Linked DNA regions of Mus musculus: region 1 is linked to region 2. Evidence: chromatin loops called from intact Hi-C (ENCODE). Cell type or tissue: heart. All regions are shown on one strand. Links, peaks and the distances in the headings refer to the core of each region. The heading gives the core; the rest is flanking DNA.

Evidence for each region. Peaks named below come from ENCODE experiments on the same cell type or tissue, not always from the same donor. Only the 100,000 strongest peaks of a DNase experiment are listed, where the experiment ranks them.
Region 1: a loop joins it to region 2, with 2.3 times the contacts of the local background. A loop is called at or near these places in 1 of 42 quality-filtered maps.

Annotation. Positions count from the first base shown.
Region 1 is chr12:54,122,540-54,134,385 of GRCm38, reverse strand. Gm35818 (a long non-coding RNA gene) reads left to right here. Exons shown (of 7, transcript XR_872758.1): 2 at 601-660. Among named protein-coding and RNA genes, the nearest start is that of Gm35818, 13 kb to the left of the region's middle. In heart, for the core only: no CTCF peak of the experiment used is centred there; no DNase peak of the experiment used is centred there.
Region 2 is chr12:54,181,489-54,193,334 of GRCm38, reverse strand. Egln3 (egl-9 family hypoxia-inducible factor 3) reads left to right here. Exons shown (of 5, transcript NM_028133.2): 2 at 7,675-7,794; 3 at 9,319-9,455; 4 at 11,631-11,704. Among named protein-coding and RNA genes, the nearest start is that of Gm40424, 10 kb to the right of the region's middle. In heart, for the core only: no CTCF peak of the experiment used is centred there; DNase peaks (open chromatin) are centred at 5,454 and 5,934; H3K27ac peaks cover 1,934 bases.

The DNA of each region.
Region 1 (11,846 bases), core at 4,060-9,059, 60 kb after region 2:
CTAAATTTTCAAGTTTTAATTCTTTACTTCCAGAGAGATAAGTGCTGAAAAGATTCTGGTGTTGTCTTTTCTATTGCCCATCACTGGGTATTCTATTTTGTAAATATTTGTCCTTCTTCACCTGTTTAACAGCAATCTAGAATTGTATCAGAATTGTATCAGAGATTGTCTTGTTAGTGATAAGTGATAAGAAAGATCTGACAGCCAATAGCTAGAGCAAGAAGGAGAGAGGAACTTCCAGGCAGAAACTTCCAGGGAGAAGAAAGCAGAAGTGAGAGAATTGAGAGTGGACGCAGAAGGGACAAACACAAAGCAGAGTAGAACAGAGAAAGGGACAGAGCTAGTGAAGGAGCTGATCGTAGGCTAGAAATACAGGGCTAAGTCTAAACAGACACTGGGAGACTGTCCAAGCAAACAGCCTAAGCTTTAAACTATAATAGATGTCTTGTGTCATAACTTATACAGCTGGTGGGTTCAAGAAAGTCCTACTATAATTGTTGATATTGATGTTGTTGCTGTTGATACTGTTATTGCTGATGTTGTTGTTGCTATTGATTTTGTTGCTATTTTTGTTGATGATGTTGCTGTTTTTTGTTGCAGCTGTTGCTATAGCTGTTGTTCTTGCTGTTGCTGTTGAGATAGTCTTGATGTACAATCCAGGTGAGTATGGGATTTGCTATGGAGCCCAGGCTGGTTTTAGACAGTCCTGTTTCTACTTCCCAAGTTCTGGGGTTCCAGGTGCCTACTACCATGTCTGGTCTCATTTTGGTTTTTATTTGCATTTCTCTAATTGGCTGAATTGAACTGATCATTGAACATCTTCCCATAGACTTTCTGATCATTCATAGATTATCCTTAGAGAAATTTCTACTCATATCCTATGCTCATTTTGAATTAAGTTTTCTGATTTTGCTACACTATTGCTGAGTTTTCAATATGTTATTGCAATTTTCAATATTCTAACTCTTTTATATAAATATGCTTTGCAGTATTTTCTCCTATTCTATAGGTTGCTTTTTTATTTTATTAGTTGTATCCTTGCTGCACAAAAGTTTGGAAGATTTTGATTCTATCCTGTGTTTCCTTTTTTGGTTGTTCATTGTTGGTGTATAAAAACAAGACTGAAATTTGATATAGAGATACATACCTGCAATCCCAGAACTAAACAGGCTGAGGCAGATGGGAGATCTTGAGTTTCATGCCAGCCTGAGCTACATTTGATCTGCATGCCAAGGCTACATAATAAGAACTCTTTTCAAGAAAACAGAAACCATATAATCCAACTAAACCAACATTCTGCATTTGATCTTAAATTCTAGAATCTTGTTTAATGGGATTATTAGGACATGCCATTGTTAATCCCAAAGACGGGATGAGAAAGACCTCTGACCAAAATCCTCGTGGCCAAATTAATTAAAGCACGTTTTTTATTTGTGTACATGGGATGCTTCCCCTATAGTAGGGTTTGAAAGACCAGCATTAGATGTGAGAAAAGCAAGGCTTTTATAGCTCATAATTGCCAATAAAGCATTCTTACCTACTGAGCCATCTCCCTAGTCCTTTCCCTTCGGTTTCTGAAGGGCAGTTTTTCTGAATACAGTATTTTTGATTGGCAGGGCTTTTTTTTTTTTTTTTTTCTTTCACTGGTTTACACAACTCTGCTGAGACAGTACTAGACACCCCTCCTTACTAGGAGCCCTTAGAAGTTGTTAGCTACTGGAGAAGGACAATGGTTCATTTCCGAAGGTGTTCCCACTGGCAGGTTCCCCATTCCCCAGTGGAGAGCCTCACACCCATGCATATATGGGCAGCACTAATTGGACTTAGGGAGTTATCACAGAGGAAAAAGACATGGGGGTGGGGATGGGAAGAGGACATGGTGGGGGTAATGCAGGAGGAGCTGCAGGAAAATGGGGGTAAATGTCACAATTCACTGTACATGTCTGACATTCTCAAGAATAAAGAAAAATTATAATGTAATCTTGAGGAAGCTGCCTGATGCATGATACATTGATTTCTTGAGTGGCTTCTGGAATTTTCTCTTCTGCTTTTGATGCTTCGTGTCCTTCTTTGGACTAGTTGAAGTTCATTGAGCTTTTAAACCTATGGGGTTTTGTTGGTGATGGTTTAGTTTTTGTTTGCTTTTCCACCAGCTTTAGAAACACTTAGTTTTTTCTTGTTGTGTTGTTTGGTTTTCAAATAAGCTCTTTGTTCCATGGTTTGTTTCTGACACTTCCATAAAATAAATGTAAGTTCTCTTTTCTTCCTACTTTTTTCTTTTCAGACTAGGTTGCTAACGACCTTCCAGTTCACGGATTTCTGCTTTTGCCCAATCAATTGGTTGCTGAATTCCTTGAGTCATGTTTGTAGTTTTACTTATTCTGTTTTCAGCACCAGATTTCCTATTTGGCTCATCTTTGTAGTCTATGTCTCTGTTGATAGTCTCATTTTGTTTCTGCGTCACTTGATTTAGTTGTGTGTGTTCAGGACATGAGGTGGAATGAAGGTCCTGCAGTAGATCACTCCCTGGGTGGAAAGAAACATGTGCTGGGGACCAGACTGCCAAAGCTAACTCTGGAGGGGCAGAAGGAGGAGTAACAGGACAGAAAAGAAAGGATTTCATGAGAGTTAGCAGGGTGGGGTCTTTGAGCTGATTCAGGCTATTCCAACTGAAGGGGAACTAGAAATCTTGCCCTAGATAGTTGACCTTTGGGGGGCAGATTAAGAGAGATTCCTGATAAATAGAAGCCTGCCTCCTGAGACCTGCTTTTCTGGTAAAAAGAAATCTGACTTTATGCTTGTTTACTCAATAAGAATCCTTCTGTTTACCTGGCAAAGCCCTTGTGTTTCGGATGATGTCACCAACACTGCCATTTAGAACCTCCGTGACAGTAACTTTAAATTCTCTGGTAGGCAGCTAATACAACATGTTCTCAGCTTCAGTTCTTGACGTTTCCTTTCGGTTCTTTGGACCATGCATTCCTGCTTCTTCAAATATCATGTAATCTGTTGTTGGAAATGTGAGCATTTGAAAAACCTCCATTCCAACATCCTAGTTTTGCATTTTGGTTTCATGCAGGGTAAGTCCCTTTTAACATGCACTCCCCACCCCCCAAAACAAAACAAAACCAAAAAACCAAACCAACCCAAACTTTAGGAGAAACTCTCAAATCTTTTTTGAATTCTTGTTCATCTGGTATTTTCCTGTGAACTACATACAGTTCTGGTGACCATTGGTGTTTGCTTTTTTTTCAACTTTGCTGGTCTGTAAAAGCTTTGAATTGGACAGCCAGGTTCCAGATAAGCTAGATTGTTGGCACATGGTCTGTTCTTCTCTATGCCAAGGTAGAGACCTGGAATGGGAATTTTCTTCCCAGTTGTACATGTTATACACTGTAGGGTCCAAGAAACAGGTATACAAAATGCTGTGGTTTTCTTTTCTCCCCTGTTTACTGAAACTCCTGTGCAGTAGTTATTTTTTCTGTTGCTGTGACAGAACGCCCGTCAAAAGCAACTAAAAGAGGATGGTTAATTAATTTGAGGGTGCAGAACATCATGGTAGGCAACCACCACAGCACAAAGCATACTCCGCCAAGAAGAGGGAGAAGAATGCTTGTGGGTAGCCTGACTTTTCCTTTTCATTCCATTTGGAACCAGCTCATGGAATAGTGATACCTGCATTCGGGATTGATCTTCTTACCTCTACTAAACCTTTCTGGAAACACTCTCATAGGCATAGCTAGAGGTGTGTTTCCATGACAGTTTTAAACCCCGTTGACAAGATTAAGCCTCATGTTCATCTTGATTTTATGTTGGCCTAGGGACCTATGTCTTGTCAGCTAGTCTCTAGCTCTTCACAAAAGTGTTGTGTTTATGTTGTTAACTTGTTATCACTGAGGGAGAAGTGGGGCATCATTAGAACTTCTAGTCTTCCTTCTCGATATCCTGGTTCCTTTGTGAAAGTTTAATAACAAACCAAGGACTATCAATATCTATCTGGATGGCTATCTATCTATCTACCTATCTATTATATGTCTACATCTCTTGTTTGCTTGCTTACTTGTTTTTTTTTTTTTTTTTCCTGTCTTGCTTTTTTGAGACAAACTTATCATATAGTTCTGGCTGGTCTTGAACTCACCATCTTCTTTGCTAGCAATAGAATTATAGACGTGTGCCAGCATTTTCGATAGGGTCCAGCTTACAGGTATTCTAACATAAACGACCCCTCTCTAGATTTGCTGATTCCCAGAACCACTTCTGATTATCACATCTCTTTTAGATTCCTTAGAGCAACAGTTCTTAACCTTCTTAGTACTGTGACCCTTTAATACAGTTCCTCATGTTGTGGTGGATCATCAACCATAAAATTATTTTGTTGCTATTCATAACTGTAATTTTCCTACTGCTGTAATTTATAATGTAAATATCTGATATGTAAGATATCCGATATACAGCTCTTTAAGAGGTCGCAAGCCACAGGTTGAGAACTGCTTCCTTAGACATAGAATTTGAGACAGGGATTTAGTTAATATATTTTTAAGAATAATACGTATAAGGAGAGGAAGAAAGTGGGATAGAAACAAAGGTTTGTGATCAGGTCAAGTTTATTTTAGGATTGATTTGTAGGGAAGAAGACGCCTGGGTCCTCAATCCCATCGTAAAATACCCTGCATCAAGCTAAGGGACCATCCTTCTCAACAGTCCACTGTCTTCAGGCAAATCTGAATCAGCAACCTAATTCCTTGACATGCACTAAAGATGGCTTTTCAGCTGTGAGCCACAAACAGCCAATATGTACAATATCTGTGGGATCTAGATAGAATAGCTGGGGTATCCATTTATATATATCCAGTTAAAAGTCTATATGTTTTGCCTGGTGTAGTGGTACAAACCTTCAATCCCAGGGCTCAGAAAGCAGAGTCCAACTCGTTAAGTTTGCCTTGTCTACATAACAAGTTCCAGACCAACCAAGGCTACATGGTAAGACCCTGTCTCAAGCAAGCAAGTAAAATCTCTAATGTCCCAACCCTGTGGAAGAGTTAGTCTATCTCAATGAAAAGACAAAGGTACTATCTTTTCTAAATTTGGTAACCTTAAATCTGAGGCCTGCTAACCTACTTAGTGCCTTCACTGTCAATGTAGGAAGTTTATAATTGAACTTTAAACATCACAGATCTGTAGCAGCACATTAAAGCTATTAGGTTTCTATTGATAACGTTTAAGGGGTTAAACAGGTTTTCCTACTAAGAATAGAAAAAAAGGGTAAGCTATACAAGGAATAACAATCTACAGCCTCAGTGTTCAGAGCACTAGAGAGCCAAATTCATACTCCTGACCCCTTTTAAAGGAGCAACCACCATTTGTCACTTAGCTGTTGGCTGCCTAGTGGGAGTGTGGTCCATATTAGATTTAGCTTCCGAGCTGAGTTAGACAAATAGTATTTTGGCCTTTCTTGTATACAATCATATAGACTATTGTTGACAGAGCTAGAACCAGATCCTAGATATCCTAGGCCACATAAAAATGTAAAGATCCTTAGAGTAGTTGTCAGTCCCTTACTGTATGGAAATAGGCAGGAGCTTGGAGGCAGGGAGTCCAGAAAACACAGGTGGATGAGGTGACTATACTGGCTGGTTTTGTGTGTCAACTTGACACAAGCCGGAGTTATTGCAGAGAAAGGAACCTCCATGAGATCCAGCTGTAAGGCATTTTCTCAATTAGTGATCAAGAAGGAAGGGCCCCTTATGGGTGGGACCATCTCTGGGCTGGAAGTCTTGGGTTCTATAAGAGAGCAAGCTGAGCAAGCCAGAGGAAGCAAGCCAGTAAGTAGCATCCCTCTTTGGCCTCTGCATCAGCTCCTGTTTCCTGACCTGCTTGAGTTCCAGTCCTGACTTCCTTTGGCGATGAACAGCAATGTGGAAGAGTAAGCTGAATAAACCCTTTCCTCCCCAACTTGCTTCTTGGTTATGATGTTTGTGCAGGAATAGAGACCCTGACTAAGACAAATTGTTCATTGTAGTCTCATCTCAGAGGTTTCTTATGACATTTTGGGTGAGGGCACAAATCCCAGATCAGCAGCTGCAGTAGCCACAGCTAGGATGTTGGCGGAAGAGATGAAGCAAGCGTAGCTGAAGGCTCAGTCCTTCCCAGCCCAGTGCTGCTCTGGCCAGGATGTCCCCTGAGGGTCTGGTTGGTGACATGGCCATCACTGAGCCATTGCTTCCTTCATAGTCCTTCTTTATCTGGAAAGTTAATTTCTCTCATTTTCCCTCCGATTTCAAATCTCTTCAAGGTTGAACCAATAGAGCTGTCTGGTCTTCTTTCACACACACACCATTGCACACTGGAACATGTGGACCCCTAGCTCTGTGGTCAGGCATCTTACCTGAAACGTAACAGATCTGAACAGAAACACCAGCTTCCTGAACAATCCTCGCTGTGGTTGTTTTTCAATGCGACTGTATTTAATTGATTATATAGGTATAGTTTTAAGTTTTAGTTATGGTCCCCTTAATAATTCGAACAAATTATTATTTTAATGATATCTTTTATAAAATGTATTTTTGTTTTTTGTTTACTGGTGTTTTGTCTGCATGTACGTCTCTATGAGGGCACCAGAATCCCCAGAACAGGAGTTACAGACAATCGTGCGATGCCATGCCGGTGCTGGGAATTGAACCCAGGTCTTCTGGAAGAATAGCCAGTGCTCTTGACCTCTGAGCTATCTCTTCAGCCCTTTATCTTAATATCATAAGCCGTTCCTTTGGCTAGGTCTATGTTTCTAGATGGCCTGCTTATACTGTTACTTCCTGCTTGATTTTACCTTCGGAGCTTCTGACTTTGAAAAAGCAGATTTATACCATGTACCCCCCCCCCCGTCACGGCTGCCTCTTTATACTTGCTCAGTTCTCAAGAAACACATCTAATACCTCTTAGTTAGCCCAATATATTCAATTTTTAAAACTTCTACAATTTTTACATGTGCATGGGTATTTTCCCTGTATGTATGTCTATGCACCATGTGGATACCTGGTGTCTCTGGAGACAAGAGGCCAGCATTAGATTCTCTGGGACTGAAGTTACAGACGTCTGTGGGCCACACAGGGCATAAGAATCGAACCCTAATCCTCTGGAAGAACAGCAAGTCCTCTAAGCGCTGAGTACTGAAAGGAAATAAAACTGTAATTCATGTAATGTATGTTAAATAGCCCAAAGAGTTGTTTGTGAGCTTTGAAACCTGGGGCTGAGAACATAGCAGAACAGACCAGGACATGCCCGGGCAGGCCCATCGCCTCCCTAGCTCCCACCCCTCTGACCTAAGTTAAATGTTACAGGCTGCTGATGTTTAAATGGACCAATCATGTGAAACCGCGCCAATTCCTCCCCCAGCCCCACTCCTTTTCTATAAAAACCCCTAGCTTCCAAGCCTCGTGGTCGAATCCACTGTCTCCTGTTGTGTGAGATACGTTTCGACCCGGAGCTCCGCCATTAAAAAACCTCTTGTTACATCAAGGTGTTGTGTTCTATTCGTGATTCTTGGGTGCACGCCGAATCGGGAGCTGAGTGGGGGTTTCCCCACTGAGTTCTTTCAGTACCTCTCCAGCCCTGGGACAGTCAATGATTTTTAAGCCAATGACAACAATACTATGTGAACGGAGCCATTGTGACACCTTGTAGTCCTTTGAGCTAAATAATCGTTCCTTTTTATTTTCTATGAATCTCTAAACACCCCCATTAACAGGCAGAATCTACTAACACGCTCAAACACATTTAAATCTTTTCCTCCTTGCCAGCAAAGCTCCCTGAAGCATCTCATCTCTTGTCTCACACAGTCTGCTGTCCCCTCTAAGACATGCCAGCCGTCCCCATGCAGCTCCCTGAAGAAGCACCACCACTTCTGGCCTGCTCCTTTGTTTTGCTAATGCGTGAAATCTACTGGCTTCCTGAGGAAAAATGTCCAGGTCACCTTTCTGAGTCCTCACTTACCAGAAAAAGAAAAAAAGAAGAAGAAGCTTTTACTCTGCAATCAGACTTGGTTGATTATTTTCCCAGGCAAAGAAATCTCCTCCGTCCGGGAAGTTGCTTTTACTGAAAGCTTAAAAGTACTTCTCCATTTTATTTTAACCTGCAGAAAGGTTGGATGCTGTTTTCGTTCCCAATGCTCCCTCTGGGCTTCCCTCCCACCTCTGGAAGCGTTTGAGGATGTGTGCAGCCCAGACCTTTTTCTTTTTTCATTTATCGGATTGCAGTTTCATGTACACCCACGGTCTGAGAGCTTCCGTGTCTCCCGTGCTGAGTGTGTCCTGACTCCTGACGTCACTTCCTCCTCTAGAACTCCTTTTATTTGGATGATTGACCTTTGAAACTAATTTCAAGTTTCATTTTTCTCATTTTCCACCTCATTTAATTTTGCTCTGTTTTCTGGGACATTGTTTCCACTTTGTCTTCCAAACCTTCTACTGGGCTTTCAAAATACCTCCAACTGTTTTAATTTGCCTTTCCTCTGAGTATTCTCTATTTTTTTTTAAATATCATCTTGTTTATAACATAACGGATGTGAAGCACTTTCTGAGATTGTCTGAGGATATTAATTATACCATTTTGGATTTTTTTCCTAGCCCCCTGCGCTGTCTTCTACATGTTCCCTATTCTTCTAAGTGTCACCTTTGATCGCCTCTATTTTCCTGTCAATGGTAGGAGCTGTCTATAAATTCCTGGTGTTTCTTGGACTGTCTCTTATTATCTAAGAGGAAGGTCATAAGCTGGGGACAGATGTAGATTAGTAATCAAGGACCTTCCTAGGCTGTGTGAAAGCCATCCCTATCACCAGCACCCCTAACTCTCGGCTGTGTATGTGTGCTAGGATGGGGCTTGAGGAATGTGTGCTCATGTGCACTGCATTTGCACAGAGATCAGAGGATAATTTTCAGGAGTTGGTTTTTCTCTTTTCACCTTGCCAAGACAAGGTGCCTCTTGTTTTCAGAAGGGCTGCAAGCCTTCTGTCAATAATCCAGTCTTTCCTTGCACGTTACAGTAGGAGTGCTAGGATTATGTGCCGTGGTACCTGGCTCCTTACACAGGTCTGGGGTAAACCTCAGCTCTCCAGACTTGCACACCTGGCACTTTTACCTGCTGAATGTCTCATCCCTAGCCCTTGCCTTATTTTACTTTGGGACCATCATTGACCTTATCTTTAAAATACAAATTTCCTTACTTGCTGACCAAGTAAAGAAGAAAAAGAAGGCGTGGAGTCTCCAATGTCACTGAGAATTTTCTTGAAATGCCTGTTATCTGATCTCAGCTATATCCAGGATGTTGCACTTCAGATCTTCAGAGACTTGCAGAGTCGGGAGACAGTCCCATGATCAGCACTGAGGGGTTAGGGTGGCTGTTTATGGAAGCATTCAACTTATTCCTATCTTCAACTCTACCTGCTCTACTCTCCTGGAGAGAGATGTAAAACTGCCAACTTCCTAGACATACACTGAGGCTCATGGTCTATAAAATGAATGGCTAAAAAAAGAACTGGTTTGTTTCTGGGAGTCTAACTTCTGCCTTGCCTTTGTATCCTCTATGCTCTGCCACGACAGATGTTATTATACATTTTTGTTGCTACTATCTGAACATCGGTGCCCTCTTTTACTTCTGCCTTGCCATTTATATACTGAAATGTAATATCCAGAGTGAGAGTACAAGAGGCAGGAGAGATTGAGCCAGAAGATCTCCCACCTTATAAATGGCACCAGTGTCCTTCCTGAAGAGCGTGGAGGTGCACCTTTGCATCTTCAGCCATGTGAGGCTCAGCAAGAAGGCAGAAGGCAAATTCTCTCTAGACACTGGTACCTTCCTTGATATTGGACTTCCCAGCCTTCAGTGCTGGGAGGACTACATTTCTATTGCTGATCAGTGGCACAATAACATTCATTTTATTATAGAAGCACAGAGAGTCTAAGATCTCTCTGTCTCCCTGTTTCTCTTTGTGGGGTGTGTGTGTGTGTGTGTGTGTGTGTGTGAGAGAGAGAGAGAGAGAGAGAGAGAGAGAGAGAGAGAGAGGGAGTTTTTTTCCTCTTAAAAAAATCTTAAAGCGGGTGTCTCATCCCCTGGCACTGGAGTTGCAGGTAGTCGTTGGCTACCATGTAAGTGCTCGAAACTGAACCTGGATCCTCTGTCCTTTGTCTGATGCTCCAGCTGGTGGTGTGAACCTGGGAAAGTGGGGCCTAAAAATGAGGTGGACTAAAGTCTCTTGAAATAGTCAACTTTACTCAACATTTGTCATACGATGTATACTCTAAGGGTTAAAAAGTCTGACCTAAGTGTACAATCACAGGGAAATCTGCACTTGGCAAAAACATGTTTTCCATAGAGGCATATAAGCAAATAAACAAATAACAAGAGTCAGTTGTAATGAATAATCTGAAACATTTCAGAGCTTAGATTTTCTAAAATGCTTCAAATCCACAACTTCTTAAACACATGATGACTGTACTGGATAGTTTTATGTCAATTTGGCACAAGCTAAAGTCATCAGAGAGGAGGGAACCTTAATTTTGAAAATGCCTTCATAAGATCAGACTGGAGGCAAACTTGTAGGCATTTTCTTAGTTAGTGATTGAGGGGGGAGGGTCCAGCCCTTTGTGTATAGAGCCATCCCTGGGATGGTGGTGGTTCTGGGTTCTATAAGAAAGCAGTCTGAGCAAACCATGAGGAGCAAGCCAGTAAGCAGCACCCCTCCATGGTTCTGCATCAGCTCCTGCCTCCAGGTTCCTGCCCTGCTTCTGTTCATGTCCTTTTTTTGATAATGAACTATAGTGTGAAGGCATAAATTGAATAAGCCCTTTCCTTCCCAGGTTGCTTTTGCCATGGAGTTTCATCACAGCAATAGTAACCCTGACCAAGACAATGTCCTACACGGAAAATTTCACATGTGCCACTTTCCTGCAGAAAACTATGAAAAATACTTTACAAATGTACCTTCAGACTGTACGTAGAAATTATCCATGAAGCATAATGCATCTCTCAGCATAACATATCACACTGTGTGTCTTCAAATAGCCCCAAATCTGGGAAACAGAAAAGCCCAACATTTCTGATAAAGGATCCAATTTGAACAACTATTGGATTAGTTAATAAAATGTCTAATGTTGGCGAGGAAGGAGGACATGAAGCCTGTGGCCACTACTTCTAGAATCATGATGTTTTTGCTGAGGTGTTTAGCTGACACCCTAAACCATTTGTTCCTGACTAGTGGAACTAAGTGCCTTTAGCATCTAAGACTTAAAGAGATGTGAGCAGAATGAGACAGAACATAACAGCATAGAGTTTATGGAATCACATGGTATTTTAAAAGTAATTCAGCATTATCCTTGGGGAAATTCTCTAAATAGCTATGAGAGTAGAGAAACATCTTTCAAAATTATACAGGTAACACAAACACAAGCATTATTTTATTCCAAAATTAAGTATGTGTATGTATGCCCATATACAAAGGGTGGGCATTAAAACTTAGAACAGGTGTCTTGCTAAAGATCTTTCCTGTTCTTCTTTTAAAATTTAATACAATAGCATCAGGGAGCCAGAGCTGGCAAGAGTCTGTGCTAGGGAGGCCAGAGCAATGTTTGGAGATCTTCACTTGAATTTTGTTTGCTGAATATTTTATCCCTCTACTGAATTCTAATTAGATATTTCTCCTCCTACTCTTTTCTGCCTGAGGGATTTTTGCAGGACCAAAACCCAGTAGCTGCTTGAAGTCTGTGCCTCTTCTCTCTTTTTTTCTTAACAGGCCAACCTTCTTGGAGAGACCATACTCGGGACTCCAGGTGTGAGGGAGCAGAGGGGATGCTGAGGGG
Region 2 (11,846 bases), core at 2,779-7,778:
AGGGTTTGGGTAGGCCAAGTGCAAACACCCCAGCATTTTACCTGGAGGTCGTCAGCGTGTATTTTGTGATCTGAGGTGGATCCTGGAGTTGTCCTAGAACCGAAGACCCTTAAATCCCCCAGGAAGCTCGGGACAAGCTAGTTAGTCTTGCACCTTAAACAGCTTGCTTGTTAAGCTTTGGATTTCAGCCTCACAGTCTTCAGCCAGACTGACCCAAAGACAAGTTAATTCCCCTGCGCCTCCATTTCTTCTGCTGCAAGTGTGAATACCCTCCTGGTGGGCTCATGGTGCACATGCGACACTACTTGTGATGTACCCATTACAATCAGGGACGTGGTCAGTGCTGCATGAGCTTTTGTGCGGTAACTGCGCGTGAGTGCTGCATTTCCTGAGTTGTGTGGACTGCACTGTCTTTTGGTGCGTGGAGTCTTTAACCGAGCAAATGCATTTTCCTAAGCGCTGAAGTGCAAATATAGGATTCTCCTATCTCATCGGTGTATCTGGAAGGCCTTTTTTTCTTCTCCAGGACATTTTGATTGGCAGCTATGTCTGTTAATAAAGTCTTTTCTTACAGGTTGCAGTTAAATCACTGTGGATTCCTTCATATACTTTGGGATTAATTTAAGATGAAAGCATAAAGACACTCACTCAGAGATGCCTTTCCATATTGTGTCTAGTCTTTAGTGAGGCACTACAGGTGAAGTTTGATTTTTTTTTTTTTCCTGATAAGTTTGTTTCTCACGTTAAGGAAGTTAAATGCTGTGAGTCCCAACCCCATGTTGCCTTTAGGGTGACTAATGGATTTGTTCTGCAGGGACACTTGGTAACCTCTAGGTCCGTATAATAACCAGGGTTAATGACTCCCTCTGAGAGAACAGCCTTGAGTCCGGACAAATTCTGCTCACCCTCCCAGGAACCAGGCAATTAAACAGGTTCTGTAGAAGTACCACCGGGCCCATAAGGTTTTAGGAAGCAACAACTGCTAACATCTGGGTCGAAGCCTTGGGAAGGAGATGGTTAACCACTTGTTTTAGCGTCCTCCAGCCTGCTAGACTGGCTGATTTTGTAATTGCCGGGAGGAAGCCTCCGCCGAAAGCCTTTCTCTGGTGACTGGAGAGCGGTGGGGGAGGAGCCAGGGCTCCCCAGAGTCTGTTCCCTCCTCTGGCTGCCTGGCGTTGTGCTCGGGTGTGGGCTGGCTGCCACTCTCACGAAGCGCACGTAGCCCTGTCACTCAGTCATCTCCCTGCTGGCCCAGAGCCAGACCTCCACGGGAAGGGCTGCTTTCCCAAACCCAGACAGCCTGCGCTGATCTGTGGATGTCGCCAGGCCTGTTTACTATGCCTAATTGCAGGACTTAGAAGAATCCCCTTCAAGCCAAGGAATTAGCTACAGCTGAGAAAGGAATGAAGATTGTCCCTTCAAGCCCTGGTCTCCTGAGCGTTTCAGGGGCGCCCTTGGGAGGGGGAGTGACTCACTCAAAAGTTCATGCACAAGTAGGGACCCTCCGTAGTGGCATTTTGACGGGATACCAGTAGATATTACAGTCTGTGGTCTCCCATAGTTTTCTGCAAACTTGTTGGCGTATGTATGTGTTGTGTGTGGAGGTGGGGGGATGGGGGGGATGTCTGTGTGCTCTTGTGAGTGTTTCTTCTCAGAGTGTGGAGCCAATTTATTTCTTTAACATAAAGATCCCAAAAGACTATGGTACTCGGTACCTGTTAGCTCTATCATCAAGACCTTGGAACAATTTCATAGAAGGTTATCTTCTGCAGAATTGCTGGTGTTTGTGTGATCTGGAAGCTAGGGCCAAGTTCGCTGGAACTTGGAGAGGAGTGGCTGGAAAGTGAAGATGGTGAGTTAATCTGCCCTTCCAGGTACGGCGCCCCTGCCAGAACCGGAAGGGCAGGCAGACCCACTTCAAAGGAACTCAGCCATTTGTAACACCCATTTGCAGAAGTCCCGAAGTTCCTTCTTGGTTGTGCAATTCAGGTGGAAGGGCACACACATCACCACGCTGCACTGGCAGTGGAGTTAATGTGTAGCAGTACACTGGGCGTGTGGGTTCAGGGACTGGCGCTGGCTTTAGCGTGAACATAGGGCATGTGAGGAGGGCAGAAGGAGTTTTCCTTGTGAGACTGGACCAATAGGGAGCCCTAGGGATTTGGAGTTTGTTGAGAGGACTGTGAACCTGACATACACTGGACTCTGTCACTACTTCCTTTGGGAAGGAAAGTGGGGGAGCTGGACGCAGCCATGGTGCTGCTCACCAAACCACACTCTCTTTTCTCCCTTCTTTCGGTCACCTTGGTCTCTAGCCAGAGGCACTGGAAAGGAGGAAATGGGAGGGCTTCATGGGACACATTGATGGGGATAACAAGCAAGATGCTAAGATAACCAATGACACTTTGAGCCCTTGCCTACCTTTGTTCTCTAAGAGCTCGAGTTGCCTACAGCTCCTTTCTCTAACCCCGTAAGTGGTTGAAATAAATTTGTAAAAATTCTAAAGCTGGGCAATGAGATGGCTCACCTTGTAGAGGCACTTGACCACCTGAGTTTAGTCCTCTGGCCTCTGAATGTGTGTACACATGCTTACACACACACACACACATACACACCACACACACCATAATAATAATAAGAAGAAAAGTTTTAAGAAGCCGCTAAAAAAATTTCTAAAACATTTTGAGTAGGGTTTCGCCCTCACATCCAGACCTTCCTTTTTTTGTTCAATTTCGTATGCTGGCTCAGCTGATGGCTACTGTGAACTTTGTGCTGGTGACATTTTCCTAAGTTTAGAAAAGGCTTTGCATGACTGTTGCCATCTTATTAAGAGGCCTTCACATTAGTTTGTGTGTGTGTGTGCGCACGCGTGCGCGCACACACATGCATGCTCGTGAGCACATGCAAATGTATATGAGCACATTCATGCCATCGTGTGCAGGGCTGAGGTCAGAGGACAACAAATGGCATTTGATCTCTTCATTCTCCTTGTGGCTCCCAAGGATAGAGTTTGGGTAGCCTGGCTTGGTGGCAGGCATATTTCCCAGAGTCAACCACTGCTCTTCAGCCATTAATGTTGTAGGAACCTAATCTTGGGGTCCTTAAAGGACTGAGGCTGAAGGCTGAGGGCTGAAGCTGCAGTTCCAGTCAGCACCCCAAGGCTCTCTGCATTTAGTTTGTAAAGGATATTTGGAGTCCTTTTGCTCTTTGTCAAAGCCAAATACAGACTGTAACTTGACATGCCAGCTTCGGTTGTCTTTAAGTTTAAAAACACATTCAAGAGCTGGGCGTGGTGGCGCAGGCCTTTAATCCCAGCACTCCGGAGGCAGAGGCAGGTGGATTTCTGAGTTCGAGGCCAACCTGGTCTACAGAGTGAGTTCCAGGACAGCCAGGGCTACACAGAGAAACCCTGTCTCGAAAAACAAAAACAAAAAGAAAAAAAAAACAAAAACAAAAACAAAAAAAACCCACCACATTCAAGAACAAACCTTGCAAAGACTGCAACTCGGCTACTTTGTCAGTTCCCTCTGGTCTTTGTGGTCTAACCGTTGCAGAGAGCATTTGGATATCCTGGTAACCCTGTACATAGATCCTGGTAACCCTGTACATAGACTGCTGTACTCACTAGATTTATGCTATGCACAGAAGGTGTTTCTTCCTCTCTCCTCCTCCTCTCCCTCCTCCTTTCCCCTCCTTCCTCCTCCTCCCCATCTCAGGCAGGGCCATAGAGATGATACTCAGTGTGTAGTGCTCAGAGTGTGTAGTGCTCTAGCAGAGGACCTGCGTTTGATTCCTAGCACCCAGGTCAAGCTGCTCACAGTGGCTTGTACCTCCCGTTTCAGGGGGATCTGATACCTCCTGGCCTCCACCAGCACCAGTCCTTTCCTACCCATGGAGACATAATTAAGCAATAATATTAAATCCCCCCCCCAAAAGGAGAATTAAAAAACACTCTTGAAAAGCTGTTGCTAATATTTGTTTAGTAAGTAAGAGGTCCAATTTGTCAGTAGACCAAAATTTAAAGGCTGTTCAGCCAGATATCTTTACAGTTCTACTGCTCATGGTTTGGCTTTTCGTTGTATCTCCTTTTGACTGCATCTCCTTTTGTTAGACAGGCTACTCTAAAATGTGTGATGCTCCTGCTTCAGCCACCTCAGGAACTGAGTAACAGCTGTGAGATACTGTTTCAGGCTTAAACAATATCTGTATATCAATTGTTAATTGTTATAAATAAAATGATCAGTTTTAAAAAGTTTTTTGCTCAGTAAAAATTTGCATAACATGCAACTTTGCATTTGTAAAGATCAAGTTATACCAAGAAATATGATTCCAAAGTCCTGAGCAATGTGTAATGTGATATATATATACTCATTTTAATGAAAATGCATGGTATGGCTTCTTTCTTTTTGAGCGGCTAGGAGCCAGACCTATGCTGTGGCACATGTTAGGTGTGACTCTACTGCTTGCCTCCACCCCCTCCTCCACCCCCATCTGCAGTTTGATCTGTAGAGAAGTACTAAGTGTGAATGATCATTGTTGCTGAGTGAACAGTTGAAGCTGTGCATACTGGTTTTAAAACTGTCTCCTTACTCTAGCTGTGGCTGGTTGCTTTGGAACATCCAGTTGAGGCCTTGGAGTGTCCACCCTGGGCTTGATCTCTGAACACAGTAATTCTCCCACAGCCCCTCACAGATGCATGGTTTTCTTTTCTCCTGGTGGCCTTTTGTAAAGTAGATTTTATACTTGGATTCTGCTTTAGTTCTTCTATATGTGTGCACTTCTTCTTGCCTGAACGTGACCATGGAGGTGTCTTGAAGCACATATCTCTGGTGTTGAGCCAGCTCGGGAACACCTGGTTCATTCCTCTCATTTCCTGTTGCTACAGAGCTGTGGAGAGGCCTCTGGGGATGGGGGGTTTGTGCCGGGGCCAGTGCCGGGGCCAGTGCCGGGGCCGGTGACACGTCAGAGAATGTGCAGAATCAGAAGACACGCTGATTCATCTGCAAGCCCAGGCCTAGAACCAGGGGTACAGTGACCATGCTACCACAGGGACACTGATGTGCTATTAAACTGCTGTAGATTTCAAGTATTGGTCAAGTCAGGAAGTTTTTACCAATAAAAAACCCCTATAGTAAGATACCTTCCTCGTTCCCATAAAACAATGAAGTGTTGCAACATTTCCCTCGGACCTGCACTCTGGCTCCTTTTACAGACTTGATGAGGTTTAGATAACAGATCTGATAAGCCCATCAGTTTCCGGAGTCTGTTACTGCCCCGTGCACAAATTGGCATGGGTCTGATGACTCAACACTGAGGTTTGCCCATCAGTGCATCCTTAGCTTCACAGTTTGAGATCCTGGCAGTTGGGAATGTGTCTGAGCCAAAACCCATCTCCTATGGCACTCAGCCAGAAACCTCAGTGGTACAATTGGTCAGTAAGGTTGCGGCGGGACCTTTGAGCGGCCCGTGGTTTCCTCCCATTGTTTAAACGTGGTGCACATGGCTTCTGGAGTCAGAGAGAGGGTGACTTGCACTCTGGCCAGAAAAAAAGATTTTTTTTCCCCTTCCCTTCACAACGTGTATGCTCACAATTAGAGAGGTGTCTTAGTGGTAAGTCCACAAGGAACTGTGCCGGCACATTCTCTCTTTTATACCTGCAGCAGTTAGTGGAGGGTGTGTTTGTGGGAACAGTCTGTATTTCCTGCCTGTATTTTAATTCAAGCTGAGTTCTAAAGCCCATTTGTGCTTCTTAATGTGCTGCAAGACACTGCTCTCTCCACACACGGTACACTGAGCTCCGATCGAGTCTTCTCTCTCTTTGGACGTTGGAGGACTGTGTCAATTACTTGTCTCGTTGCTGTAACAAAACACCCGAAACACCGGACAAAAGCAACTGAAGGAAGGAAGGATTTATTTTGGCTCAAGTCCCAAGGCACAGTGCATTGTGGCAGGAAGTCGTGGTGCAAGCTCAAAGCAGCTGGTCAGGGTGATTCCACAGTCAGGAAGCAGAGGGAAAAGGATGCTGGTGGCCAGCTAGCTCGTTTTCTCCCTTTTTAGTTAGGACAGGTCTTTCCACCTCAATTAACCCAATCTACAAAATCTATCTCGGACAAGCCCAGAGATCTGTCTCCAAGGTGATCCTACATCCTGTCAAATCGGCAATCGATATAAACTGCACAGCCCGTCCTCCTCATCATGTGAAATAGCCTGGGACCACAGACAGTTGCAGACGAGGTAGATGGCAGGCATCCAGACCACTGACCTTTTCTGGGAGCAGAGCTGTTTGGGAATATAAAGCTAAAGCACTGACTGACAGCAGGGGAGACTGGGATGGTGGGGGAAATCATGGAGTAATGGTGCTAAGTGACTTTCATTGTTGGCCCTTACACTTCTGGCCACTGCTTCCAGGAATAGGTAATTCCCTATGTTGTAGGCAACTTCATTTGTCTCTTCCTCTCCAGCCACACCAGCAATCACCCTTTTTCAAGACACCATCTATTTGATAATGCCATAATTTGTCAAATCCTTATTACAGTCACTTCAAAATCCAACTTTCGGGGAGACAGACGTTCAGGCTAACAGAGCAACTTCAGCTCTACACGTGACAGCATAGTGGCTCTTTCTGAGGTGGGCTGAGGGATTGCTAGCTGCGACAAATAAAAGGTGTAGATATCCTCTGATTTAAACTTCAGGTTCATTGCAAAGCCAGGCCACTACTCATCCTCTAGCACGAAGTGTGTGTGAGGCCCAGCTCTGTTTTCAGGCTCTGTTGGGAATCACTGATCTGTCAGTGGCTTAGTTTGGGACTGGTCTGGACTAGTCTTTTTACTCGTGAAGTAACCTTGCTATTTATCAAGGAATATTACAACTCAGACCCCCTAAGTATGTCTGAAAGTATGCTTTCACGGCAGAAGAAAGCTATTAATTTGGTTTCAACAAAGAACCATCTACAAGTTCATTGGTATCATATATGTACTTTTTTTTCTCCTTCAAAGAGATCTCCCTGTATTGTGTGTGCTGACTCTTATTGAGTGTTAAGGTCTAGCTTCCCACCGACCCTTCTCTCTTCTTGCCTTTTATTAAGTCTGACCTTTACCACCTTTAGGATCAGACATGGTTTTGTAAGAAAACAAGCGTGATTCCACAGCTCAGGGCCACTGCTAACCAAGCACGGTCTCTGAGCCCCACACCAAAGACTCTTTCTCTTTCTGCACGCTCTCTTCCTTCCTTCCTCTTAGAGAGGGTCTCTCCCTTTGTAGGCCAGGTTGGCCTCGTGCATGCTGCTCCAGCTTCCAAGTACAGGCATTTACATGTATGTGCCCACTGTGCCTGCCTCTTGTATCTCTGGATTCTGACCTCGTAGGGCTCAGATGCGAACCTGGATCCTGCTTTTCCAAAAAGGGATATTAAAGAAAGGCAAGCATCTTGTTGAGGATGTAGATGGGTTTCTTTAGAAAGTTCTCAATGTTCTAGAAGGTGGGACTATTACCGGATCACTTATCCTGCACTGAGGCCTAAGACAGGGTCTGCCTGTTACACTTTCATACCAAAGATTACCTTATATTAGTTTTATGTTCTGATCGTAACCCAAATTTATGTATTTTATGTGTCTGCTGTAGGAGGAGACTATCTAAGCTTTTCTTTTAAAACAGCATCTTTGGGATGTCTCTACAGGCAATGGTGGCTTGCTATCCAGGAAATGGGACAGGTTATGTTCGCCATGTGGACAACCCCAATGGTGATGGCCGCTGTATCACCTGTATCTACTACCTGAATAAGAATTGGGACGCCAAGGTACTGTGGAATAGTGTGTGTGTGTGTGTGTGTGTGTGTGTGTGTGTGTGTGTGTTTTGTGGGGTAGGGCGAGCTTGGGGGATCTATATATGCTGTAGAAGGTGCCGATAGGGGTACACTGAGAGTTCAGATCAAAAGAGTATGCCAGTTCCAATTAGGTAAAACCTTCCAGTAACCTTAGGAAAGCTATACTTTCTAATAGCCAGTGTCCACTGTTTTATGACCTGCCCGGCCTCCTGCCACTTATGGAATTAATGCCAGAGTTGATAAGATTAAGATCAGTGGCTCTAGAGTTAACGTGGTGGGGGTAGGGGGTTGGGGGGTGGCAGGGTGACTGTGGTCAGGGGTTAATGAAGGGAGGTAACTGAACATTGGGATGCAGAGTTGATGAGACCCTCAGCTCAGCATCTGATGCATACCTTTCCCTCCCAGCAGCAACACTGAGAGAATTCAACAAAAAAAAAACAAAAAAAAACCCAGAGTGGTGGGGTCTCAACGCTGTCCCTGAGAGCGACTTCCCTATCCTCTATCTCAGGATGATATGTCCCATGGGGGTGGCATTCGTTGTCGCTTGTGAACGGCAGCTGTAGATGGTAGAGATGTGGAGTTCGTGTCAAGTTCTCCGAGCTAGGGATGATTTAGGAGTCTGTGAGGTCGGAGAGCTCTGCAAAGCTTATTTAGCTTTTGAACTTTCTGCATCTCCGTTTGCGGTTTGTTAGTGTAGACTCCGACTGTTAAGCTGGGGTCCTGGATCTTTCCACTCTATTCCGTAGTTAGACCACAACAGTTCCTTTAGGGCTTAAAAGTATCTTTTGGGATACCATTGTGAGCAGAGCTAGTGGGACAACAGTGATAAACCAGAAAGAACGAAATCAACAGAGATTTGAGTTTCTTCCGCGTTTTAGACTGTGTCGTGTAAAACAGTAATGCGTGAAGCCTGATTTCTACCCAGAAGATAGTTGTTCCAGTAGGACAAGTAGATTGATTGTACACGTGAAAAGGAAAAGGCGGTGAAGAGAGTGATAGATGTCCAGAAAGATGTAGATAGCATGGTGTGAGAGGTCACAGAAGTGCCCAGTCAATGGGGTCAGAGGGCATTGGAAGAGTTCAGAGGACGGCTATAAATTGTTACTGCAGGAGCAGCTGTATGGGAAGCATGCTTAGACTTAATATTTGGTGGCACTGTGAAATTACTCAGGATTCCTCTGCTTGTTTCTGGCTGGTTGAAGCAGGTTGACATGGATAGTTTGGTGTGGCACTCTCTGGCTGTCCTCTATTTTGTGTCTGTGGCCTTCATAGCCTTGGGAAGGGGAAGATGCTGAGATGAAGTTGAATATGGCTATCCATAGCTAAGTCTGATGCAAGTCTGATTCCAAAGTGTGAGGGGGGAATAAGTATTTACAGGATGAAACCCACTTAAAGTTGAGGAACAGGTAGTATTTCTCCTGCATAGAGCTAACACATTGCTGATCAACCAACCGCACATGAGACCAGGAAATAACTGATGCTCTTCTTGGTCTTCAGTTACACGGAGGGGTCCTGCGGATATTTCCGGAAGGGAAATCGTTTGTAGCAGACGTGGAGCCCATTTTTGACAGACTTCTGTTCTTCTGGTCAGACCGCAGGAATCCACATGAAGTCCAGCCCTCCTATGCCACCAGGTAAGAGCTGGGGCCACAGTTCCTCTTCCAGGGTGCATACAAACCCCAGATCCCCGAAAACTAATGTCCTTTAATTTGGGGTATACCCCAAAGCTGATAGGCGAACCTATTTGGAGTGATAGAAATTGAAGGAACCTCTTTAGGATTCACTAGCATACAAATCTAACTTCAGTTTAAAGTAACTATGAACTTCCTATCCTGTGAGTTGTGCATACTGAAGTCTCAGGTCCTCAGAGTGCTCTCCCCTGTCTTTCTGTCCCTTCCTTCTTGACCATTAGAAACAATTAGAGTTGCCTGCTTTGGGGTACACTCCGTAATACCAGCACTTGCGGAGCACTGAGAGTTCCAGGCAGCATGAGCTAAGCGAGATCTAGTCTCAAAAGCATCAGGGAACAGGCCAAGCTAAGGTTGAGCTAGCCCTGGTTACCATGTGTCAAGAGTGCTGCTTCTTTGAGTGAAATTACAGTCAGTTCAAGCAAAGAACGAACCTTGGGAAAGGAAAGAGTTAATTTTTCTTGAATTTACTTCCTTTTCACTCTTTCATAGCTTAAAGTTTGCCCGGGCAAGCATTATCCATGAAATAACAATTGGATGTTATCGTTTTGCTTGCTCCGTCCATCCATCCATCCATCCATCCATCCATCCATCCATCCATCCATCCATCTATCCATCCTTGAGACAAGGCCTGGAACTCACTACACTGCAGAGGATAACCCTGAATCTCTGATCCTCCTGAGTGTTGAGATCACAGGCATGTGCCATTGCATGTAGTTTTTTCTGATGCTGGGGCTTTATGCACACAATGCAAACATTCTGTCAACTGAGTAGACCCTAGACCTACAATTCAATGTTCTTAAAACCTTTCATCTTTCTTTTTTTTTTTTCTTTTCTTTCTTTTTCTTTTCCCTCCCTCCCTCCCTCCCTCCCCCTTCACTGAACATTTTAGAATTGTCTAATCTTTTTTTTTGTTTTGTTTTGTTTTTTGTTTTTTTCGAGGCAGGGTTTCTGTGTGTAGCCCTGGCTGTCCTGGAGCTCACTTTGTAGACTAGGCTGGCCTAGAACTCAGAAATCTGCCTGCCTCTGCCTCCCAAGTGCTGGGCTTAAAGGAGTGTACCACCACGCCCAGCTAGAATTGTCTAATCTTAATCTAGAAAGCTGATAAAAGTATTTATGTCCTCTTCTGCCTTGAGTTCTCCCTTCTCTTTCCAAACGTGGGCCAGGCAGAGAGCAGAGTGATGTGGAGTGTGGGGCTTATACTGGGAAGGGCATTGAGGTAGGAAAGGCTGTGTGTGGAAGGATGGCGCTAAGCATTACCAAGCTTAGCTTTCCGCAGAGATCCTCATCTGAGCCCCAGAGTTTCAGAATTGGTCACACTGTGACATGTTCTGTATAAACAGGCCTCTAGTCCCTCTACTGCTGCTGACATCTACCTGTGGCCTGTTTTATGGGGTTCAATAATAGGGCCTTGTTTGGTGGCAGGATTCTCGAGTTACTTCCCAGCCCCACTGTGACCAACTTTATAGAGAAAACATTAGCAAAAGTGATTGGAAGCCCTTGGGGGTGGAGTGGGGGATGAGATGGGATGCCATGGGAAGTACTGTGGCTAAAAATAATTATAAAAGTAAAAGGTTTAAAAACCCAAGCATGAGATAGCTCCAATTACAGTCTATCCCATGAATAGGATAAAGCGAGTACCAGGAGCAGTGGAAATCCCAGAGGTGTCTGTACTGAGTCTTTGCACCAATGCCTAAAACTAAAGAAAGCAGGCCGAGAGTTAGAAAGGTTCCGAGACTGAACGAAGCTACTTGTGAAAGCCTCTCTCAAATGTTACCTCCTTTTCCCTTCCCTGTTCCCTTCCCATCATCTTGAGCCTCCATCCTTAGCAGGGCAAGTCTCTTCCAGTCTTAAATGAGTCCCTACCCATCCAATCATCCGCTGGAGCCCGAGCTCTTAAGAGAAGTTTCTAGGGATAGCATTGTTGAGTTCTGAGCTCTCAGAGCAGGACCCGGCAGTCCCCAGAACACCTGTGTTATAAGACATTTATAGAGCATTGAACCCAAGGAAGTACTTATAAATTAAAATAGTGGTGGTTTTACAGATGATTATATTATGAGCTTCACAGAGTGAGTTTGAAGGTTTTGGTGGCCTCTAATAGCACATGCCTTGCTTCCACAGGTACGCTATGACTGTCTGGTACTTCGATGCTGAAGAAAGGGCAGAAGCCAAAAAGAAATTCAGGAATTTAACTAGTAAGTGTCTGGCCATTTTCTCCGACTTTAGTTTTATTTCTTTTGTAATAACACTGTTTCGTCTCAGTTGTGAGTTAGCTTCAGAAAGAATGGTATCTAAAGCCTTGGCTCTCATGCTCTTAAAACCATCAGAAGGAAATGA